Regions from separate parts of the Homo sapiens genome. Here region 2 is linked to region 1. The links are chromatin loops, found by intact Hi-C in ENCODE. Cell type or tissue: mammary epithelial cell. All regions are shown on one strand. Links, peaks and the distances in the headings refer to the core of each region. The heading gives the core; the rest is flanking DNA. Region 1 overlaps LOC101927947 (a long non-coding RNA gene). Region 2 overlaps LOC101927947 (a long non-coding RNA gene).

What was found. Hi-C counts contacts between places; a loop is a spot of excess contacts. Peaks named below come from ENCODE experiments on the same cell type or tissue, not always from the same donor. Only the 100,000 strongest peaks of a DNase experiment are listed, where the experiment ranks them.
Region 2: it touches region 1 in a loop (2.4-fold over the local background); 1 of 110 quality-filtered maps calls a loop at or near these places.

The regions. Positions count from the first base shown.
Region 1 is chr4:154,161,660-154,169,996 of GRCh38, reverse strand. The region is part of intron 10 of LOC101927947 (a long non-coding RNA gene); the gene reads right to left. Among named protein-coding and RNA genes, the nearest start is that of DCHS2, 330 kb to the left of the region's middle. In mammary epithelial cell, for the core only: no CTCF peak of the experiment used is centred there; DNase peaks (open chromatin) are centred at 4,266 and 4,596; H3K4me3 peaks cover 200 bases; H3K27ac peaks cover 1,764 bases.
Region 2 is chr4:154,004,436-154,012,772 of GRCh38, reverse strand. All of the region lies in intron 8 of LOC101927947 (a long non-coding RNA gene), which reads right to left. Among named protein-coding and RNA genes, the nearest start is that of SFRP2, 220 kb to the right of the region's middle. In mammary epithelial cell, for the core only: a CTCF peak has its summit at 3,419; DNase peaks (open chromatin) are centred at 3,362, 7,462 and 7,602; H3K27ac peaks cover 2,415 bases.

The sequences.
Region 1 (8,337 bases), core at 304-8,303:
TATAATAGAGTCAACAAAAGTACTTATTTCATAAGATTAATAAAATTAATAAACTTCTGACAAGAACTGTCAAGAAAAAAAAAGGCTGGGTGGGTGGCTTATGCCTGTAATCCTAGCACTTTCAGAGGCTGAGGTGGGTAGATCATTTGAGGTCAGAATTCAAGACCAGCCTGACCAACATGTTGTAACTCCGTCTCTACTAAAAATACAAGAAAATTAGCCGGGCGTGGTGGTATATGCCTGTATTCCCAGCTACTCTGGAGGCTGAGGCAAGGGAATTGCTTGAACCCGGGAGGCAGAGGTTGCAGGGAGCCGAGATCGCATCACTGCACTCCAGCCTGGGCAATAGAGCAAGATTCTGGAAAAAAAAAAAAAAAAAAAAACAAAGTAAAAAGAAAAGAAGGAAGAAGGGAAGGGCGGGGAAGGGCGGGGAAGGGTGGGGGAGGGGAGGGGGAGGGGAGGCAAGGGGAGGGGAGGGGAGGCGAGGGGAGGGGAGGCGAGGGGAGGGGAGGGGAGGCGAGGGGAGGGGAGGGGAGGGGAGGGGAAAGTCATATATTACCAATATCATGAGTAAAAAATGGGATATTACCACTGATTTTTTTAGACATTAAAAAGATAGGATGACTTCTTGTTTCACTTTCAACAAGAGCCTAGAAGTTGTCGCTTCCATCCTTGCAACAACTACAAAAAAACACTAAACAAACTGAAAATAAATGACTTTTCTTAGATCCATCAAAAAACTGAGGTTGCAAGACAAACTGCTACTGTGAAATTTGAAGAGATAAGTGAATACAGAGAATCACAGTTGAGATCAGCTCACCTTAAGCAGAAGCCACTTGGAGCCATAAACTGTAGGAACACTTAATTGTTGAGGAACTGCTACAGTATGCCTGTGGACTAGCTTAAGAGTGGGTGAACTTCTGGGGACTCAGTTTTGTGGGTTTTACTGCCAGGGACCAAATCAAATTCTCATGGTGAAGATAGCCAAATAGAAACATAACCACAAATATAAGGTTGCCTAATTTATAACAAAGATGGCCTTGCAGTGTTGTGGAAATATATGCCATTTTAGTAAATATTCTTGGGTCAATTGGCTATGAAGCAGGGGAGAATTACTTTTACTTCTGCCTCACACAGTACACAAAAGTCAATTCAAATTGATTTTTACCTAATTAATTATGTAATACAGTAGTAATTTTATATTATATCATATTGAGATTATATTTATATTTATGTGAATGCTGAAATAATATAACCTCTAGAGGAGTACTTGCAAGAACATTTTCATAATCTTGAGTTGGCAGAAATTTCTTATACAGGATATAAAAGGTACTAACCATACAGGAAAATAGTTAAAAATTGGTACACATTAAAATTAATAACTTGCATATAAAAGACACCACTAGTAAAATTGAAAGCCAAAGAATGAAATAGGATATTTGCAATATGTACATCAAAGAGCTTATATAGAGACTATACAGAGAGTACCAACAGATCAATAAGAAAAAGAATAACCCAATAGAAAAATGGAAAGAGACTTACAAAAAAAGGATATCCAAAGAACCAAAAAAATTTGAAAAGTGCTCAAATTTTATACTCACTAGAATAGGTAAAAGGAAAAATAAACAGAGACTATCAAATGATGCAGAGCAGCTAAAACTCTCACATACTTCTAATAAAAAGATAATTTGGTACAAATACCCTGAAAAATGTCTGAATATATGACAATATATAAAAAAAGCTGAATATATGCATGACCCAATCTTCCAACAGTTTCACTGTTAGACATACAACTAACATAAATGTTTACATACATCACAAAAAAGCATGAATAAAAATATGTACAGCAGCACTGCCCATAATAGCCTCAAATTGAAAATAATTCAAATGTACACTAAAAATGTAATAAATAAATTGCAGTATATTCCTACTAAGGACTACAACACAGCAAGGAGAATGACGTATTTCTACTCCCAACAATAAATTCCATAAACTTAATACTGAGCAAAAGAAGCCATATTCAAAAGCATAACTACTATATAATCCCATTTACATAGAGTTTAAAAACAGGAAACTAATCTGTGATACTAAAGTCCCAATAATGGTTACCTTTGTGGCAAAGGACTGTCTTAGAAGGAGCGAAGAAGAACTTCTTAAACTGTTTGTCTGTTTGCTGGTTACATGAGTGTCTTAACTCTGTGGAACCAGTGGGATGTACACTCATAATTTGGTACATTTTTAAATGTTATATGTCAATCAAAAATTTGTTTTTAAATGATCACTATGGTATTTTGATGTCATTAGTACTTTTCAAAAAATGAAGTAATGGTTCTATTTTTCAATGTCATTCATTTATAACACACAGGAAAATGATATCCTTTGTAATCATTTATAGTGTTAATGAAAAATTTTAGATGTTAACTTAAAAATTTATGAAAAAGTATGTATTTTTTCTTTAAAACCTTTGAATGTATATCTGAGAATAAAGCTTATTGACCACTACTATAGTGTGTGAAACTCAGTAGAAGAGGCTGAGCCTTACTTAGGTGCTGTTTTGATAAGGAGCTGTGGACCTGTATATATTTCCCAAAATAGGTCTCCAGTCAGCAAAAAATTAGAGTATACTGAGGATACTTACAAATGATATAAGTAGAAACTATTTTTTAGCTAACAAGAAGTTTTAGGTAATTTAATGGTTGTATGCCACACCAGCAGAACTCTGGGTTGTCAAATATACACTCTACAGAGCAGTTGGTCACATATGTGCAGAAGTCCTTACTAGGATCAGCAATGATTTTTCTTTGTTTTTTTTTTTCCTGCCCCTCCATGTTAGTAATAGAAATGGAGACAACAGTAATAAGAGGTGAGAGAATCAACCTTTGCTCCAATCATTTCTAGTTTTATAGTAAATTGTTCCCTGTTATGCAGGTGAGGCAATGTCTTCGGTCCCATCTTTGGGCATATTTGGAGATAAGCCAATTACTTGTTCTAATTCTTCTTTTTCTGGAACTTTCTAAGCCTAGATCTTGGATCATAGCACTCTGCTCTTCTCCCCTCTTCCTATGCTTGAAATCTTCAAGAAACTCTCCACATAAAAGTTACTGGCCAGCTTTATATCTGCCTCTCTGCTGATATCCTTTATTTTTGAAAACTCAGAATCTCTTTACCCTCCTTTCCCCTCATTCCTTCACCCAGGATTGTGAGCTCGTCTCCTTTCTCTGGTTTCTGCTTCATCCATTGTGCCATTCTTCTTCTATGTGTTGTTAATGCCCTGCTTCCAATCAATTCTTCCTTTTTGTTTTAACCTCAGGCCAAGGTTTATTCCTCCTCAAAATTTTTCCCTTGTTTTTATTATCCCCTTGAGTACCAAACTTTGCTGTTAATTTTTCTGAAAGAATAGTCTCGACTTAGAAACATCACTTTCATTCCAAACATTTGCTATGTAAATTAATGTTGTCTGGATCCTGCCCTGTAATTCCACAGAAACTCCTATGACAAAGTTGTCAATGACCTCATAATGGATAATTCCAAAAACCTATTCCAGGCCTAGCTTTTTTGACTCACCTTTGTCATTTTCCTCTTCACACCAGCCTCTCCTCCTTTGAACTACATTTTATTTGATACTGAGGAACTTCGCTCACCCATTTCTTTCTCTCTCATTGACTCCTTTTATGACTTCATCACTTCCTCTTGTCATCTAGCCATGTAAAAGAAGGAGCTCCTTTGGGCATTGTGCTGAGAATGTCTCTCTTTGTGTCCCCTCCCCAGCCCTACTATTTTTCTGCTCATCACCCCATTCATTCTCATAGTGTTGGCCTTACAGATATAAACTCCAATTAGATCTTGTCAATGAGACTTGGGGCCTCAATAGGGTGCTCTTGAGTAATATGTGTTGACTCCTAAATCACTTATATATTTATTTACTTTACAAGATGATGTTTATATGGTTTTTGGTTTTTGTTGGTTTTTGATATTTTTTTTTTCTTTTGAGACAGGGTCTTGATCTGCCACCTAGGCTGGAGTGCAGTGGTGCAATCATGGCTCACTGCATCCTCAAACTCCTGGGCTCAAGCGTTCTTCTTGCCTCAGCCTTCTGAGTAGCTGGGACTACAGGTATGCACTACTGCACCCAGCTAATTTTTGTGTATTTCTTTTCTTTTTTTTTTTTTTTTTTGGCAGATACAGGCTTTCACCATATTGCACAAGCTGATCTGAAACTCCTGGGCTCAAGCCATCCACCCACCTCCACCTTCCAAAGTGCTGGGATTTATAGGCATGAGTCACTGTGCCAGGCCATATATGGTGTTTTGCTTATATGTTTTCAATTTTAAGGTACCCAAGGGCAAGCACCATGCATAACTAACTTTCCACATTTCAAAAATGATGATGGTGGTGATTTTAAAGCTTCCTCTTTCTTACCTTGTTGACTCTCACAGTGTCATCTGAAGGGGCCATTTCTCCTGGTTACCCTAGCTTTTTACCAGTGACTTGGTCTCTTCCTGTAGTGGCAACACACGTGAAGCCAGTCAGAAAGAAACAGTGCTTCTCTAGCAGCATGAATCAGCAGCCACAAGTTTGCATTTTGGAAATAGTTTTGGCAGTGAGGGAAATTATCCTGAGTTAATTGGTGCTGTTATCTCTAAGTGGAAAGAAGGAGTCATCTGAGGGTGGGGTGGGGCAGAATGAAATCAGTGGAGGGCTAGCAATTAGGCCAACTCAGCAGCAGCATGGGAAAGGTTAGAAACAAATATTCTGCTGAAATTGAATGTAACTTAGAGCCAGAAAATTCCTGGGAAACCACATTAGCCAAACCTCTCATTTCACAGATAAGAGGCCCAGAGAGGTTGTTATTTCATCTCTGATTTAAACAAGTAAGTCAACAGCAGAACCACAGCAGGACTCTACAGCTCCAGTTCCTAGTCCAGGGCTTTCAGCTTCACCACTCTGCCTCAAGATGCTTCCATTGCATGGTCTGCTCAGGATTAGCAAGTGGGTCTTCTCTGTGGGGACTTTTTGACTCTTGAGAATTAAAAAAAAAAAAAGCATTATCAACCAAAGACTCAGCAATATATATATATACACAGAAAATCAACAAGGGCAACATCTTTTCAGAGGCCAAGTGGTCTAAATTGATGTAGACTTTCTCTTCAACCAGAGTCTTAATGTATCCTACATGAGGCGATGTATGTGTTGATTTGGGTATCTTCCCAGCCTCACAGATCATCGAACTTTGCCTTCATTCTTACACATCAGTCCACTCCCAGGGCCACAGTCCAGATACCAGCCACTACCAGGAATTGTCTGTCAAAGTCAGTTCAGACTGCTATGACAAAATACTATACACTGGGTAGGTTGTAAATAAGAGAAATATTTCTTACAGTTCTGGAGGCTATAATGTCCAAGATTAAGGTGCCAGCAGTTTCCGTGTTTGCCATTGGCCTGCTTTTTGCCTCATAGGTCATGCCTTTTAGCTGTGTCCTCACATGGTGAAAGGGAGCAAGGGAACTCTCTGGGGCCTCTTTCGTCAGGACACTAACCCCATTCATGAAGGCCCCACCCTCGTGATCTAATCACCTCCCAAGAACCCCATCCTCTAATATCATCACCTTGATGATTAGGTTTTCAGCACACGAATTTTGAGGGGACACAAACATTCAGACCCTAGCATATTCTCTTAGCAAAATTTCACTCTCCAATCTCTACTTCTAATTCTTCCACTTCTCACACTCTAACTATGTCTGTACTGTGACATTTCCACTCTCATCATGCCTCCCTATACCCTCTCAAATTCCTCTTGGTTTCAATTTTCTCACCCAGCTTGGACCATACAGTCAATAATTTCAGCCATGTCTTTGCAACATCTTTGTCTCCCACCTTCCTGATTCCTGGGTGTTGGGTCCAGCAAATCCTTCTGATGTGGTTTGTATCTCTGTTCCCACCCAAATCTCATGTTGAATTGTAATTCTCAGCCCTGGTGGAGGAGCCTCACGGGAGGGGATTTGATCATGGTGGTGGAGTTCTCATGAATGGCTTAGCACCAGCTCCCCTTGGTACTGTATGGTGAGTGAGTTCTCAAGAGATCTGGTTGTTTAAAAGTGTGTAGCAGCAGCGTGGGAAAGGTTAGACACAACTATTCTGCTGAAACTGAATATGATTTAGAGCCAGAGACTTTCTGGGAAACCAGGAATTTCCCGCTTTCTCTTCCTCCTGTTTCTGCCACGTAAGACAGGCTTGCCTCTCCTTCACCTTCCACCATGATTGTAAGTTTCCTGAGGTCTCCCCAGAAGCCAAGCAAATGCCAGAATCATGTTTCCTGTACAGTTGCAGAATTGTGAGCCAATTAAACCTTGTTTCTTTACAAATTACTCAGTCTCGGGTATTTCTTTATAGCAATGAGAGAACAGACTAATACACCTTACTTAATCCTATCACATTCATTTTTTCTGCTCCTGACATGTTGAGCTCAGTTGAATAAAATGACAACATTGTAACAATTAGCCACTAGTGTACATTTGTCATTTCCACTCTCACATGGGCCTTCATTACAGCTCAATATTTTTATTCTCATCCTATTTCTTATTTCCTGTATACCAGCAATATCAGAGCTCTCAAATTATCTCTTCCATTTGACTCACGTGACTTTCAGAAATGGCCACATTTCCCAGGACACTAAACAAAAAAGGGCCCATTGATGTACACTCCTCCAACTTCCACCTTCCCACCTCCAATAAACACATCACCACCCTTACCTTCTTTAACCTTCTCTAAAACCTACAGAGCTATTTAGATATAAATACCTGTGACTTTCCCCTTTCACCCGCATCCTCTTTTCCTATTGATTGTACAGAAACTTTAAAAATAATCATTTTACTGGGAGAAACTAAACTTCCCTCTTTCCCTCTTTGTACTTGCTAATCAAATGTCTTTGCTTAATTTTCTCTAGTTACACACACACACACACACAGAGAAAGAAATACACACACAGAGAGACACATACACACGTGAATTTAAGTTCATATGAGCCCATGAAATTAGTGCCTTTATTTAGTAATAAATCATCTTAATAGTAATAAATCATCTTAATATTTAGTAATAAATCATCTTAATAGAGCTCAGGGAAAAATAAGTACTGGTGCATGCTAGATTTGGTCATGGTGTTTCTACACACCCTCCCAGTAGGCAGTTTGTAGTAGTTCCATCAGTAATGAAATGCCAATTATCAGCAGTTAACAGCACATACTTAACCTGCTGATATCACATGAAGTGGGAGTTTTCCAAGATCTCAATCTTTTTATTTCCAAAATTTCTAAATTAGCAAGCCTACTCTGGGGCTACTTTATAAGGTATTTATGATACCTAGGAGCCCCAAGTATGTTTCCCAGAATTCATTTTAACTAAGCAACAACTAGCTGTACACATGATATTTTCCCCGTAAACACCATTTCTGCTAAGAGAAATTAGACATTTGCAGATCAGAAGAATTGACATGCTGATGGTCCCGGATCCTGGCAGAAACACACTCTATGTTTCTCTTAGGATGGTTGAGAAAAATACAAAGGTATGACATCCCACAAAGGAACCTCAGTATTTGCCCCTCCTTATCAGCTAAACTTAAGTGTTCACTTAATTACCTCTTGACTTACATCTAGGTTGTCATTAAGCAAAAAACAAAATAAACAAACAAACAAAAAAGATTATAAGGAGATCCATTGTACTTCATACTTTGGCTAAATCTCAGCTTTTTCAGTTTAGATATTTTCAAACCCCAGACTGATGGCCACTGTGATGTTGTCTTTCATAAATTTGGAGAATACACAAACTCAGACTTCCTAAGCCTTCCCTAGGCAGTTGGTCCTGACCCTGGAGGCCCTTAATCTGCAGAGAGGAATAGAATAGAGGGCATAAGGGCTTTCGTTATTATGCTTGATCATGACTTGTACATATTACCCTTGGCATGTGACATGGTGTCCACAGCTGTAATTCTTTCTTAAATTTGTTTGGAGCTAGTGGATGATGGCCCCTGAGCCAGGCTGGGCTGACCCCCATGAATGGTGCCTTTTTGCAGAGTTATTTTGCCCGGTGTCAGAAATAACTTTACGTAACTCATTATTCTTTTTTACTGAGTATAAATAAAGTTGCATGTCATCTGATAGTTTATGAAGTAATGCACACATGCTCTTAATATGGTGAGCAACAGCACACGGCTTAGAGAAACTTAAACATTCAATCTCTTGCCACCTCTCCTTCCCCTACACCAAAAAAAAAGAATAGGGGAAAAGTTATTTTAAGTGGGAATTAATAGGACACTCTAACAGTTTCAGGTAAGGTTTGGGGACT
Region 2 (8,337 bases), core at 168-8,167, 160 kb after region 1:
GCCAAGTTAATTGGACACAAACAATTAACCATCACATCACTTAAAAGGACTTTTGCCAAGATTAAATCAGTTGACATATAAAATGCTTAGGACTGTGACTGGCACATAATTGGTGCTACGTAAGTGTTAGCCATTGAGACAATTATTGTCATTTTTATTATGCAAGAGGCAATGGAGTGGCAAAGGGGCCATGTTGCTTACCTTCCAGAAGCAAGACCCGTTCTTTTACAAAGCAGTTGGGAAGGGCCTCATTAAAAAAAGGGAATTTCTGTATATTGTGGGAATGAAGAAAGAATGACTAGAACACCAAGACACTAGGGTGTGGCTTTTGGGGGAAATGTGACTAGAAGCAGAGGGCATTGTGCAGCATTAGTAAGAAAAGGGTTAGACTTTGGAGCAAAAGATGAGACCCCAAGCCTTCTTTTGCAGAGCCACTGGAAGGCCCTCTGAGGCATGGGGATCAGGTTGAATGCACTGAGCAAACACAGGGTGTGAAATAACTTTGGCAGTAGAGTTGAAGGAAGGGCTGAGTAAGAGGTGGAGGCTTTCAAGAAGAGGAGACTGTAGCACTCCACATACTGAGTGAAGAAAGACCATTTTATCCACTGCCCCCAAGAACTACAGAAATGAAAAGTAATGTCTATAATACAGTGGAAAATATGATAGGGTTTCTTGCTTAGGACTTTGAAAATTGCCTGTAGGTAGATTCCTATAAAGGGGATGATTGGCCTAATGGGATAGTGGCAGAAAATTAAGCAACTTCTTTCTACAAGTGCCATTTTCAGTTTTCCCTGGCTATGCAGCTTATCTCTCACTTGAAATAAACCTACTCCTATGAATTTATACCATTAATAAAACAGGACACTAATTTATGCTGCTCAGTCAAAAGGCTCAAACATAACACTGCATGTTAGACAATGACAAATTATGTTATTGCAGCTTAACTTCAGCAGACATTCATAATCCAAAAGAAAAAGAGAGGACAAAAATTAAGTTATGGGATCAGGGCACCAGTAAATCCTCACACGTGGGGAGGTTAAGAGGGGAGTCATTCAGAACCAAGAATTAAGAATGGGTTGCAAAACCACTTGTAGTTCAAGACCAAGAAAAGTCCATCCATGAATATCATTTCCATCCTTTGTTTGCCTGCCATCTTTTGATTCAATGGAACACTTCTTCCCCTAAATTGTATATTTTTGTGGCTATAGCTAACACAAGATGTAATTATGCCCTAAAACAAGACAGTAGCACAAACAGGCCAGCCAATTGAATTAAGCCAGATCATCCTGCCAGCCATCTCCAGGTTCCTCACCTGCTCTTGTGCTTGATGTGTTTTTATCATTCTTTTTTTTTTTTTTTTTTTTTTTTTTTTTTTTGCTTGCTTGTTTGGTTTGGTTTGGTTTTTTTGAGATGGAGTCTCGTTCTGTCGCCCAGGCTGGAGTGCAGTGGCCCGATCTCGGCTCACTGCAAGCTGCGCCCAGGTTCACGCCATTCTCCTGCCTCAGCCTCCCCAGCAGCTGGGACTACTGGCGCCCGCCACCACGCCCAGCTAATTTTTTGTATTTTTAGTAGAGACGGGGTTTCACCGTGTTAGCCAGGATGGTCTCGATCTCCTGACCTCGTGATACGCCCTCCTCGGCCTCCCAAAGTGCTGGGATTACAGGCGTGAGCCACCGCGCCCGGCCGTGTTATCATTGTTTAGGCATCCCAAGTGATTCTCAGGACAGCAGGAATAGGAAGCACTGCCCAAAGGGAAGACAAATATGGAGGAACAAAAATGGAAACTTTATGCTCCATCAGCTCCTCCCATGTAGAGACCGTTCCCACACCAAAAACCGTGAGAGATCCTGCTTGACTTTTCCCCGGGACAGGGTGGTCCCCCGCAGCCCCCTAGCTTCCACGTTGTGTTGGCGACAATGCCAACATCTTGGAGAGGAGTGGGGTCTGTGGAAGGAAAGGAGCGGCACTCCTAGGCCCACCGTCCCGTTTCTTTTGAACTGTTCTGAAGCCCAGCTCCAGCGCAATATGTGAGAGAAAGCTTGGGAACTTGGGAACGCTGCTCTTAGGGAGAAATTTAAAAGCATCCCTGACTTCTGCATTTCATTTCGGATGACAAGTTGGCTTTTCAGATCAGTCAGGGAAGGCAGGGAGGTGGGGAAGCCGTGGGAGGGAGAGGAAGCTCCGCTCTTGGAGCTAAGGCCCAGGAACTGCAGCCAGGTTATAAACATTTCCATGGCTCATCACGGCAAAAGCAGAGGATATGACCGCAGGGCCATGAGGATTGGACATATCCTGTCCCTCAACTTTATAGCTGTTTTATTTCTTTCCAGACTCAGAAAACTTGGATTGGGGCTGAGGAAGGGTGGAGAAATCAAGATCCCCATTTGCAAGAGGAACTTAGAGCCCTGAGCAGGCTGTTTGGGGAGAGGTGCTGATTCCAGTCTTCAGTGACCACATAGCCATCCGGCCATGGGCTCGGCTCCTGCGAGGGGAGTCCTCAAATGGAGGCCTTGCCTGGGCAGGGAGCCCCTGCCCTTCTCCACAGAGAAGAAACCAAATGGCCACCTTTCAACCTCCCAGGGCTTACAGGGTCTTCACAAGCTCTGTTCCCAGCATTCAAAATCAGAGCTAAATTCCCAATGGTGATCTGGGAAGAGTGGGTGGGGGTCAATAGGAAAAAGGGATTGGAAATTGACGGAGGTCTAGTTTCCTTGTCTTCAGATTTATGAACCAGCAGCACGGCGAGTCCCAACAGGCCCTGTCCTAACGTGGTGCTTTTTTCTCCTTCTGAAAGTTAGCATAGCTGAGCCAAGCTTTCTGTCTTCTTTCCCTGGAGAAAACAGAAAAAAGGGCCTGTGTCCTGCATTTGAAAAACATCTGGTGGGACTATCAGGAGAGAAAAAGCAAAGACTATAATTTAACTTACCTTTTGGGATAGTTTTTATTACATTTACTTTCTCGGATACGCAAAAAAGTTTGGCATTTCCCCATTAGTTAATGGGTTCGGAATTTTATTAATCAATGTCTAAATGTTCATAAAATAATGCCACCTTTTAAAACCAGGGGCAAGGACTCCTTCCAAATGCTTCCAGTCATAAGGAATAATATTAAAATGCAGGTTGCATATGTGCCAAAACCAGTCTTCGGGGAGTGGGGCATAAGGCCTCAATTATCCCAGTCACCTCCAGAGCCAGAGATCAAGGGCAGAAATCCATGCCAGACCAAGAAATACACCTGAGGAATGGGCCCACCAGGCCCTTTCACAGCTCAAGCTGATCTCCTCACTTCCCTCCTCCCAATCGCCACACAAAACTCACCCTATCCCAGGTCTCATGTGCCCTAAGGGCTACCAGAGCAGTTGGGTATTAATCACATATCTCCAGGGAGGGTGTTGTTGCTCAAGCTGAGTGTGGTTCTCCCTGGCGGTTGCCTGCTGTGCTTTAAGTACTGGGAAAGTTGAAAGTGTATCTTACATCCCCCTTTTTTTCTGAGTACTCACTCCTGCTATCACTTGATGTGACTGCTTTTTTAGGTCAGCTCCCCAAGCTGGTTCATAACAGATTTATTCATAATAGTCCAAAACTGAAAACAACCCAAATCTTCATCAAGTAGTAGAATCGACAAATAGAAGGTAGGGTATTTGCAATGGAATAATACCCCCAAAAAAAGGAATATTAAAAAAAAGCTACAACTCTACTCAACCACACAATATTGAACAAATGAAGGCTTCCCAAAATGTGTGATTACATTCATATGAAAGTTCAAGACCAGACAGAACAAATCTATGATGATAGAAGTCAGAATAGTAGAAACTCCTGATGGGGGATGGGTGGTGGTGTATGGGTGGCCAGGTGCCAGGGGATTGACAGGGAAGGGTCCAGATTGCTTGAGGAGCTGGAAGCCCTTCCTTCAGGTTGTGATGGAGTGGAGGCTGAATGTTTCCACATTGAGAATGACAACTAGTGAAGGAAAGCTACACTTTAGGGCTCTGCAGAAGACTTGGGTCCTACCAATTGCTGTATAAGAAGGAAAGCTCCATGAGAAGAGTGACTTGTCCTTGCTCGTATGAATCTCAGGATTTAGAATAGTGGCCTCACACAGGAAAATGTTTTTGAATGAGACAGATTTGGAATCCCTTTGCCTCCCTGTGACCATGGGTCTCTCCTTGATTCTTCCGTCAGCGCCCTCTCATGCTCACTGAACGCTCTCCCCACATATGAGGCCCTGCTGTGCCTGCAGGCCAGCGGCTACCTCCAGTCAACATGTCTAAATTGGCACACCTCCTATTCCCACCCTCAGCAGTTCTTTCTCCTGGGCTTCCTCTTAATCTTCCACACCTTCAACTTACCAAGACTTGACACTTGGCCATCTTTAACATCTCCCTCTCCCTTATATACCACAACTACTCTTAAACAAGAGCCCATCTGCTATCATCTCACTCCAGTTAAAATGACTATTATCAAAAAGACAAAAAAAAAGACCAATGATGGTGAGGACGTGGGGAAAGGAGAATTCTTATACACTGTTGGTGGAAATGTAAATTAATACAGTCATTACAGAAAATAGTATAGTGTTCCCTCAAAAAATTAAGAATATAAACTACTATATGATCCAGCAATCCACTACTGTGTATGTAGCCAAAGGAAAGGAAGTCAAATATTTTGAAGAAATATCTGCACTCCCACGTTTACCACAGCACTCTTCACAATAGCCAAGATATGGAATCAACTGAAGTATCCATCAAAGGATGAATGCATAAAGAAAATCTCATATATATACACAATGGAATACTATTTAGCTGTAAAAAAGGACAAAATCCTGCCATCCACAACAACATGGATGGAACTGGAGGACATTGTGTTAAGTAAAATAAGCCAAGCACAGAAAGACAAATGTCACATGTTCTCACTTATATATGGAGTCTAAATAAATGAATCACATGGAGATAGCAAATAGAATGATAGTTATTAGAGGCTCAGAGGGTAGTGAGGAGGGGGAGTGGGAACGAAAACACACTTAGATATTATAGAAGGAATATAATCTAGTGTTCAGTAGCATAATAAGGTGACTATAGTTCACAGTAATTTACTGTATATTTTTACATAGCTAGAAAAGAAGATTTGGAATGTTCTCACCAAAAGAAATAATAAATATTTGAAGTGATGGATATCCCAATTGTGCTGATTTGATCATTGCACATTGCATACATGTAACAAAACATCACACTGTACCCCATAAATATATACAATTATTGTGTATCAAAAATAAAGCTTAAAGAGAAAAAATGTAGAAGGAAAAAAAGAAATGTAAAAAAATTTTTTTTAAAAAAAGAGCCCATCTGTTGACATGATCTGTTTCTACTCACAACACCCTGACACCAAAATATGTAAGTTTTTTTCCACACCCACAACCAGTTCTCCAGCTTTCCAGACACCAACTGGGTATCCAATGATTAAATTCCATTCTGACACTAGGTACCCAGAGTTAATTCAGACCCCACAGGTTACGGCCTCAGTCCCACAAGACTGTCCCACTTCAGACACCAATCACAAGTCCCAGCCACCCATACTTCTGATAAAACAGTCATAAAGTCAGAGGTTCCCACAACCCCTTCCTCAGTTTCAATGGTTTGCTAGAACAGCTCACAGAACTCAGAAAACCAGTTTACTTCCCATTGCTTATGTATTATAAAAGCTACAACTCAGGAAAAACCAAATGGAAGAGATGCATAGGGCCGGCGATGGGGGTGAGGACATGGAGCTTCTGTGCCCTCTTCACACGTTGATGTGTTTGCTGACCAAGAAGCCCTTCAAATCCCATTGTTTGGGGATTTTATGGAGGTTTCATTACATAGGCATAACTGATTAAATCATTGGCCATTGGCAATTGACTCAGTCTGTATCTCCTCTTCTTTCTTCAGAGGTTGAGGGGTGGAAGTGAGGTTGAAAGTTCCAACTCTTTTATCCTGTCTTGGTCTTCCTGGGAACCAGCCCCCAGCCAGAAGCTATCTAGAGTCCCCCAACCCCCAGCCATCTCACTAGCATCCACTCATGTGTGGTTGAAAGGGGCTTACGAATAAAATAACACACTCCTCTCATCCCATCGTTCAGGGAATTCCAAAGGTTTTAAGAGCTCCATGTAAGGAACTAGAGCCAGGGCTGAAGACAAGGATATATTTTTGTATTATATCACAATATCGGGCTATCTTCTGCACCATTCCCTCCTGGCAGTTCTCACCACTATTATTTAAGCTCAGGCCTTGATTATTTCAGCTTGAAATAAACATTCTCCAGGAACCTCTGACCCATGATTCCTAGCACACAGTTGGAGTCCTGGCGCTTTACTGTTCACACACTTTCAAAGGCTCCCACTGCCGACCAGGTAAGACACCATCCTCCTTAGCCTGGCACTGACAGTCTTCTAAATATAGGCCTCAAAACACCTTTTATCTTTATCTCTTGTTACTCCCCTCCACATACCCTATACTTAAGTTAAAGGGAACCATGTGAATGCCCCAAACAAACATGTCAGTTTCTTACCCCATGTCTTTGCTCCTTGCCTTCCCTCCGGCAATGCCTTCCTCTCCCTTCTCTGCCTGCCTTCTGTAACACTACAGGTTCTAGTTGAAATCATGACCATCCTTCACAAAGACTCATCCCACATGTTGGTTCCCCCAGTGGGTGCTCCCTAAACACCTCAGTTCCTGCCCTCAATTGATTTTTTTCTATTTGTGCTGTTCTTATGTCACTTACTGTATGCTGCTTTATGGTGACTTCAGTTCCCTTTTAACCTGTAAGTTCATTTAGGGCAGAGTGCATGTCTTACTCCTCCTTGAACTCACATAGTATCTTGTCCTCAGATGGTCATTAAATGCATACCAATTGAAAGAATAAATGCATGAAGGAAAATAAAATCAAGCCTCAGCTAGCTGTTACATTGAATAAGACAATAAATTAATTCACACTTAGATGGAAATGACTGCTTAAATGATTATAGACACAAAGATATTTTCATTGTAATTGCAGACAATCCATTAACCAAAGAATGACACTAAATTATGGAACCTCACAAGGGTAGTGTTGGAGTTTCCTGGTGCCACCTAAAATCAGATCACCAACTATCCTGCTTTGGGTATGAACTGCCTTAATGATTGGCTAGGCCTAGGTGTTTCAGGGTCCCCAGGATGGTCAGGTCTCCCATGTGACCAGTGCAACCTTATAATGCCACTCAGTTGAAAGTCAAACAAAGCTGACTGTCACATCCACCCTGCCATCCACTACAATATGTTACTTTGGGAAACTAACTACCTACCTGAGGCTTGGTTTCTTCGTCTGTCAAGCAAGAATGATAGTCCTGCTTTTCCAAGTTCTCATGAGGAACGGTGATCCAGGCAGGCAAGTAGAAGCTGCCAATGCAGCCGTGAGCATTCAAGTTTCTACTTGGGCCTCCAAGCACCACAGGTATGCTTGTGGTTCTGTCTGGCTCCACGTGGCTTTGGCAGGAGAAAGGGAGTCTGCCTCGCTGTCTTGCTGGACACTGCAGGAAGATGTTTGAAGCCTCCCCTCCAGTCTTTGTGGAAAGTTATCATAGGAGGCAATTTGGGGCAGGCTCCCTGATTCTTATGACTTTCTCCACCTCTGAGTTCACTGAGACCAAAGGAGCTTTTCCCAGTGAGGAGAGAAACATTCCAATCTATTGACATAAAAATGCCCATGGGAGAGTCCAGGGGAAATCATCAGACAGGAAGAAGATGGAAGAGATTGCGTGGCAGAGGCTTCAGGAGAACACAAGGTCTCAGGGTCAAGCATGCAAAGTGAGAGAGAGAGGGAGCGTGTGCTCCTGCCAATTCCTTCTGCTGAACATGTACCCTTAGCACAAAGAGCAAACACGCACACACACACTTTAAAAATACAAAAAACAAATGGGAAGTTTTCCCTTGGAAAAAAATAGCCTCTGGCAGAAAACCATGAAGGTAATTGCTAGAGACTGGGCCCATCTCGGCCCATCTATGCTGAAACGTGGCCTCCCCATACATGAAAGCTACTGCTCGCTGGTCAGGCCAGAACCCCAGGCCAGGCCTTCCACTCTCTCTGTCTCTCCTCAGGATTCAATCTTACTGCCAACTGGCAGTGAATCTGGACAAATTGGCAGGGGCCCACCTTGCTTTAAGTGAATGCATGTGCACCTCTCAAGCTCGCAGAGGATACTCATTAGCCTGCTCCACTGCCCCTTTGAGGGAGGTTAAGGTGGCCTGTCTACCAACACCGACAGAGCCCACCTCTCGAAACCAGTCACACCCCCCGCCTCGAGGAGCAGAAAGGAGGCCTTTGCTCCCCA